2 separate regions of the Homo sapiens genome follow, and region 2 is linked to region 1. Evidence: read pairs that join two places in POLR2A ChIA-PET (ENCODE). Cell type or tissue: PC-9. All regions are shown on one strand.

Region 1 (4,000 bases):
TTCATTGATTTTTTTTTAGTTTGAAATACTAACTACTAACTGCATATTGTGGAAGAAAAATATTATCTCTCAATTCTCCCCTGACAGTTTTCATACTTCTCGCCATTCCTCCAATATATTCTATAACATACATTTTTGTTAGATTGTTAGTGTTTATATTAGTTTATATGTGTAACTGTCAGAGTTTAACAATATATTACAATAATTATATTTCCTTTCCTGTATCATTTTTAATTTCCCTGTAGTTAACATGTGTCTTGCTTTTTTATGTTTCTTTGTTTGCTTGTCCAATTTTCTGTGTAATTATTAAGTCATTCTCAAACTTTCTATTAGAGTTCCATTAAAACTGTCCTTTTAATGTGCTCAAACTAACAGTACCTATTTAAATAAATACAGGAAACAGATTTTGATTATGCTAATGAAGATAAACACCTTACTATATACTTTACATTATTTTCAAGTATTAATGTTTCAAATTTTATTTAAATGGACATATATCCCCCAAATTCTTGAGAATTTGCCAATGAAGCTTAGGAAAAACTATTTGCAGAGTAAAACAAACAGTATGTGTTGCCTCCAGCAAAACTATTCCTTGTTTTTTCATTGCTTAAAACAAACAAACAAACAACAACAACAACAAAAACCTATGCTTAAAAAACTGTCTTCACAGTGTGGCGATTCCTCAAGGATCTAGAACTAGAAATACCATTTAACCCAGCGATCCCATTACTGGGCATATACCCAAAGGATTATAAATCATGCTACTATAAAGACACATACACACGTATGTTTATTGTGGCACTTTTCACAATAGCAAAGACTTGGAACCAACCCAAATGTCCATCAATGACAGACTGGATTAAGAAAATGTGGCACATATACACCATGGAATACTATGCAGCCATAAAAAAGGATGAGTTCATGTCCTTTGCAGGGACATGGATGAAGCTGGAAACCATCATTCTTAGCAAACTATCACAAGGACAGAAAAACAAACACCGCATATTCTCACTCATAGGTGGGAATTGAACAATGAGAACACATGGACACAGGGTGGGGAACATCACACACCAGGGCCTGTAGGGGGCTGGAGGGCTGGGGAAGGGATAGCATTAGGAGAAATACCTAATGTAAATGATGACTTGACAGGTGCAGCAAGCCAACATGGCACATATATACCTATGTAACAAACCTACATGTTGTGCACATGTACCCTAGAACTTAAAGTATAATAAAAAAAATAAAAAACTGTCTTCACTACTCAACACTTAAACAGATAAAGTCTGAAAAATAATATGGAGCATAGAGGAGAAAAGGCTTTAGGATTTCCCTAAAATTCAACTAATGTAATAAATAATTGGACAAATCGATGAATCCTGCAGCTGTATGGAATAATGTCATTCTTTTTTTTTTTTTTGAGACAGAGTCCAGCTTTGTTGCCCAGGCTGGAGTGCGATGGCATGATCTCAACTCACTGCAACCTCCACCTCCTGGGTTCAAGGGATTCTCCTGCCTCAGCCTCCCGAGTAGCTGGGATTACTGGTGTGCACCACCATGCCTGGCTAATTTTTGTATTTTTAGTAGAGAGTGTTTCACCATGTTGGTCAGGCTGGTCTCAAACTGCTGACATCAAGTAATCTGCCCACTTCAGCCTCCCAAAGTGCTGGGATTGCAGGTGTGAGTCACTGCGCCCAGCCATTTTTTAAAAAGTTTTAAGATACATTTAAGATTCTAATAAGCCTAACTGTAAACAGAAACATAGTAAGTGCCGGTGTGTGAGGCAGTTTAATGAAGTGTGGTCTGAAACCAGACTGCCCACATTCCCAGCTCAACCACTTACCACTTACCAGCTCTATGACCTTAAGAAAGGTCCTTAACCACAGAGTGCCTCAGTTTCTTCATCCGTAAAATAAGGATGATAGTGTGTGTGTGTGTGTGTGTGTGTGTGTGTGTGTGTGTGTGTGGGTTGTAATAAAGACTGACTAAGTTAATCCTTAAAAAAATAATTAGAGACAAAGGGGAATACAGGATAGAAGAAAAGGAATGGGAAAGGAGATGGGAAAAACTCTAAGGTGGAAGACAGTAGATGGGAAGAGAAGAGCAAGATAGAGATAAATACATGCAGAATGAATACTGGAAACCACAGACAGTAACATCTCAGGAAAGAAATCTACTAAGATTATGCATTTCGCAGTAAAATTGTTTCTTTTTTTAAAACACCACTATAGCCCATGGTATAGAAATAGAATACTGTAAGATACCAAATAAAAAGGCACTTACTGCTTTTGTTTCTTTTCTACTCATTTTTATAAAAAGACAGAATTAGGGTAGAATATTTGGAACTATAAGGAGCCATTCTAATATCTAGAAGAGATATTAACATTACCTGTACAGAAAAATACTTCACTTCATCGAACTTAATTACAGTGTTCTTCTCATCGTTTTTGGATAGCAAGCTACACATTTTTGTACATTTCACAGCTTTGTTTATAGAGATGCGAATGAATAAATTAGCATAATGTTGTAAACTGACTGAAAATAGAATGATATTCAGGAAATAAATTTTGTTGTAATTGAACAATAATACATTATAAAATTAATACATTAAACGATTCAGACCAAAACCTAAGAATCAATCATGTAGCATTAAACAATAGAAAAAAAGTATTCTAAAATAGTATTTTTGCCCATCACTGGTGGACACAATATAAGTAAAAGAAGGTTGATTCTTCCTTACATCCCTTATATTTTTAACCTCACATTTCCAACAAAATTCCTTTGCAAGTTTTGCTATGTATTAATTTCAAGGTGACTAAGTATATGCAATATATAGTTGAAATTTTTCCTAAGGAAAATTATGTAGAAATTCAAAATATTTAAAAATATATCAGATTAACCTATTTTTAATTTTGAGACAAAAAGTGTTCTACTCTAATTCACTTAAGAATATAGTTCATTTATACTATATTGGTCTGTATTGTATCTTTCATAGAATGCTACAGAGTAAAACAATTTTGTTTCAAGATTTAACTATCTTCAAAAATCTCATTATACAGAATTATTTTCCAAAATTCTCTTTATATAAAAAAGAAACATCAAATCTCCATAATGAGGCTGGTTTTATGCTGTGATAAATCTAAAAATAAGCACTCAGCTTGTTTAAAAGCACCAATATAAATTAAATCCTTTTAAAAATGTTTAAAGGAAGCACACATTACTTACAAATAAATTAGCATTATCATACAAGAAGATATATATTTTTCCTTTCATTTATATGGTGATTGAGGTGATTACAGATGGCTGAAAAGCTTTTGTTACTCTCACATCAAAAAGTCCACTTTATTTCCCCTGCCACTAAATCTGGGCTGGCTCTATGATTACATTAACCAATAAAATGTAATGGAATGTGACTAGGGTTGGGACTAGTAAGCCAAAAAGGCACTCAACTAGAGCACAAAATTTAAGGGGACACCAACAACTAGTAATCAAGATAAATAATATATTACTGTGATATATTTTTAAATTAAAATTAATAAAGGGGGATAAAACATGATAGGACTTAGGGAAAGAGAGAGAGATCCAACCATTTCAGCATCCCTGCTAAGTCTAGCCTTCCATGCATCCCCACTAAAGCAACTAGACATGTAAATGGGCCACTTCAGATATTCTAGCCCTTTTGAACTGTCAGACAACAGCCCAAGCTTTTATATCATGAAGCAGAAGAAGCAAATAGTGAATGAACAGTAGTGATTGATGATAAAATGGTCAATGTGTTAAGCCACTAAGTTTTGGAATGGTTTGTAATGCAGCAATGGATAACTGAAACAGTGAGATATAATTACTATGATTCTTAAATCAAAAGAAAGGATACTCTTAGGCATAAAATGTCTGCAGTTCTTTATATGAATGCCCAGGCAGCCAACCTACAACAATCAAAACAAAAACACAGACAGTGAATGCATTTAAAAAGTTAACTGTTCTTTCACTTTACACTGAGCTC
Region 2 (4,000 bases), 380 kb before region 1:
ACGGACACACAACTCTCCCTCCCAGATAAGCACAGCAAAGAGACATAGAAGCAATCCAAGCCTCTGATAAACTCTCCCACCCTAAATCCTTAAAAACTCTTAGTCTGTAAGTGAGTGGGCTCTGACCTAACTCGGCCAGAAGCCCCTTTCAAATTTGTTTTCTCTAAAATAAACCTGTCCTTGGCTGTCAAGCCACCTTTCATGTTTCTTTCCTCTTTCTTTAATTCTTACACATGTGTCAGGATGATCTCCCAAAACCGTGTTCATAACAGTCAGGGCCAAAAGCTAGTGGTCACAGTCCTTGTCCAGTTGGCAGAACTGACATGTGAAGGCAAGTGAAGGATGGTGAGATACTGAGGAAAGAGCAAAGGATCTGGAGATCAAAGCCCTGCATTTCCATTTTGTCCTGATTCCTTTGCTCAGAGACACTAACTAAATCAAGCTAGCTTTTTTCAGCCTTGTCTGTAAAGTAGAGAAAACATTAGCTGTTGGGAAGACGAAAAAGAATGTGTCCTATGTGTGCATCTATTTAAATCTAACTGTGCTGAGGTGCATATAAATGCCTTTAGGTGGTAGGGTCTTCCGGTTGTAACTGCAACAGAAATAGCAGGACTTAAGTTCCTTTGTGCGTAATTCCAGCTGACTTTATTAGCGGCAACTCAGCACTAGCATTACCCCTGACATACTCTGAGTAAGATCTAATTCTTCCCTCACTGGTTCGTGATGTCTACCGCAGCAGAAGGCCAGCTCTTGACTCTGAGTTCAGTTGGACAAAATGCTGTTGATAAAACCTCCTGTCAGGCCTCTGAGCCCAAGCTAAGCCATCATATCCCTTGTGACCTGCACATATATATCCAGATGGCCTGAAGTAACTGAAGAATCACAAAAGAAGTGAAAATGGCCTGTTCCTGCCTTAACTGATGACATTACCTTGTGAAATTCCTTCTCCTGGCTCATCCTGGCTCAAAAGCTCCCCCAGTGAGCACCTTGTGACCCCCATCCCTGCCAGCCAGAGAACAACCCCCTTTGACTGTAATTTTCCACTACTTACCCAAATCCTATAAAACGGCCCCACCCCTATCTCCCTTCACTGACTTTCTTTTCGGACTCAGCCCACCTGCACCCAGGTGATTAAAAAGCTTTATTGCTCACACAAAGCCTGTTTGGTTGTCTCTTCACAAGGACGCGAGTGAAACCTCCTTCATCAGGAGCATTTGGGGTTTGATGTTTAAGTTTTGGGCCTCTGGTGTATTTCATATTTCTGTTTTGCTAGAACTTAGTGCTTGTGCAAGGTTAAATTCTAGAATCAGGAAACGTTGTTTTTAGGGGCCTTCAGCAAGCACTTCGGAGGTCCCTGGACGTTTACAGCTGTGAGTCGTGGATCTACCCAGACATCAGAACATAGTCATCCTTGGCTCATTCCTCCTCCGTAGGAGGGGTACACAGTTGGTAGAGTGTGCCCTCCAAGATTTCGTGAAACATTATGCTTGTCTGTATTTGTGTGTGCATGTCTGCGTGAATTTTGAGTTCAGGAATAACAGGTGATTTGATCACAGCTATTTGACAGTGGTGATAGTCATTGTATGCCAAGATGTTTATGAGGGGAATAGGTAGATTGAGTGAGGTTCATGTATATTTTGCCTAGTTGTACTCACCTACAAGAGCTGTAATTAAATGTTTCTCTCTTTCCCCTTCCTCTCTTTTATTCATTCTTTTTTTTTTTTTTTTGACAAAGTCTCGCTCTCTCACCCAGGCTAGAGTGTAGTGGTGTGATCTTGGCTTACTGCAACCTTCGTCTCCTGGGTTCAAGCGATTCTCCTGCCTCCGCCTCCTGAGTAGCTGGGATTACAGGTGTGCACCACCATGCCTGGCTAATTTTCATATTTCTAGTAGAAACAGGGTTTTGCCATTTTGGCCAGGCTGGTCTCGAACTCCTGACCTCAAGTGATCTGCCCACTTTGGCCTCCCAATGGAATGAACCATTGTGTCTGGCCTCATTCATTCTTTCTTTCATAAAAGTTTGGATACTGCCAAACAAAATTAAAGACATGAAGACATTTGATAAATTGTTATTACAAATGTGACAGTTATTTAACTACTGGTGTTTATTTTTATTAGAGTCATAGCACCTACTGGCCTCTGCTTCAGGGATTCACAATGGTGTTGGGCAGGTTGGATATCATGGGGCTTACCCTTAGCAAGGCATTCTATTCCACCTATGCCCAGGCGGTGTAAAACATATAAGCATCTGGTACGCTGTGGTACCGACCCAGTGACTGGTATAACACAATGGTTAAGGTTGCCAAATAGCAACCCTTAATCAATAATGATCAAATCTCCACGGAGGTAAACTAAACTAGAAGTTTACCTCATACAGGTAATTTTTGTGCCATACATGATTCACAGAACCTTCCAGATCTGATGCTTTCTGAGTGATCTGGTCAATTTGTTCTCAACCTGGAATTCTTGGGCCCTTAGGTGTTTGTAAATTTGTTCTCAGAGACTCTGAGCTCTCCACCTTCATTTTTAAGTGCTTTAATTCTTTTTGGTGATAATCTTTAAAACTTCACAGAGGTGTGTCCTGGCTCTTTGGGGCGACTGCTTCATATTTGAGTACTGCCACACAATGACAGCTCATGTTCTGGGGCCTGCCTACAGAAAGGGATGAACTTTATCTTGGACCTTTTAATGTAGTGTGGATGGGCGTCTGTAGCTGGAGGTCTTCAGGTGCCAGTGGTTAATCTGTTTGAAGCTTGCTTCACTCCAACCTCTCATTCTGTAACAGACTCCTCCTCCACCGTCCCTCACCTCTGCTGAACCCTTCTAGCAGAGGGAACTCACCACAAGTGGGGGATGGATTTGGGAGCTTGAAAGGACCCCAATGACCCTGCAGTCCAGCCCTCAAAGTGCTAAGTGACTTACTGAAGCCTCGAAGCCATTTCTGGAGGATTTGCAATTCTTTGTATCTCTGGATTTGCTGCCCTGTCCCTCCAAGCCACCTGGTTTCACTTTTGGACAGCTTTAAGTGTTCTCTTCTCTGTTCTCTGTTTCTGCCTTCTTAGAAACTATTTAAAACCACTCATTTTCATTCTAAACTCCGGAGCCATACCAAACAACTGTAACTGTCCTCTGGTGAGATTTGCGTTGTATGTGACAAATCTTTTAACTTTTTTCTGTTAGGGTTTCAGTTTTGTTGGAAGTCTGCAGTTTGCTCTTAAGGATGTGATAAGAATGTAACAACACATTTGTATCTTTGAATTTTGAATAGGAACCAAATTTTTAAATTTAGTTTAGTTTTGTTTTGTTTGAGACAGAGTCTCACTGTGTCACCCAGGCTGGAGTACAGTGATATCATCTTGGCTAACTGCAGCCTCTGCCTCCTGTGCTCAACTGATCCTCCCACCTGAACCTCCTGAGTGGCAGCTGGGGCTACAGGCAGGTGTTTTTTAAAAATGGAACTCTTTTCTTTTTTTTTTTTTTTGAGACGGAGTCTTGCTATGTTGCCCAGGCTGGAGTGCAGTGGCTCGATCTTGGCTCACTGCAAGCTCTGCCTCCCAGGTTCATGCCATTCTCCTGCCTCAGCCTCCCGAGTAGCTGGGACTATGGGCGCCCGCTACCACGCCCAGCTAATTTTTTATATTTTTAGTAGAGACAGGGTTTCACCATGTTAGCCAGGATGGTCTCAATCTCCTGACCTCGTGATCCGCCCGCCTTGGCCTTCCAAAGTGCTGGGATTACAAGCGTGAGCCACCGTGCCTGGCCAAAAAAAAATGGAACTCTTAATACATTAGAAAAAAAATGAAATCCCTTTTAAAAAGCACTAGAGGAAATTCTGTGTTTAAAGATTTACTTATTTGGCAATGCAAACAACTGTTTATTTCCTAACATAACTTTTGCAAATCTGAATTTTTATGAAAAGATTTTTAAATTAAAAATTTTAAATTGTACTAATTTTTACTTTTTAAGTAATTTTGAGTAGGTAATATTTTTATAAAGATAT

The links. Peaks named below come from ENCODE experiments on the same cell type or tissue, not always from the same donor. Only the 100,000 strongest peaks of a DNase experiment are listed, where the experiment ranks them.
Region 2: POLR2A ChIA-PET joins it to region 1 with 9 read pairs; 1 of 35 experiments calls an interaction of 5 or more read pairs at or near these places.

What each region holds. Positions count from the first base shown.
Region 1 is chr2:201,599,353-201,603,352 of GRCh38, forward strand. It overlaps CATSPERT (catsper channel auxiliary subunit tau), which reads right to left. Exons shown (of 16, transcript NM_001168221.2): 3 at 3,872-3,923; 4 at 2,387-2,532. Among named protein-coding and RNA genes, the nearest start is that of CATSPERT, 18 kb to the right of the region's middle. In PC-9, no CTCF peak of the experiment used is centred here; a DNase peak (open chromatin) is centred at 1,759.
Region 2 is chr2:201,220,509-201,224,508 of GRCh38, forward strand. CASP10 (caspase 10) reads left to right here. Exons shown (of 10, transcript NM_032977.4): 10 at 1-1,157. Among named protein-coding and RNA genes, the nearest start is that of CASP8, 38 kb to the right of the region's middle. RefSeq lists an enhancer at 2,744-3,013. In PC-9, no CTCF peak of the experiment used is centred here; no DNase peak of the experiment used is centred here; H3K27ac peaks cover 427 bases.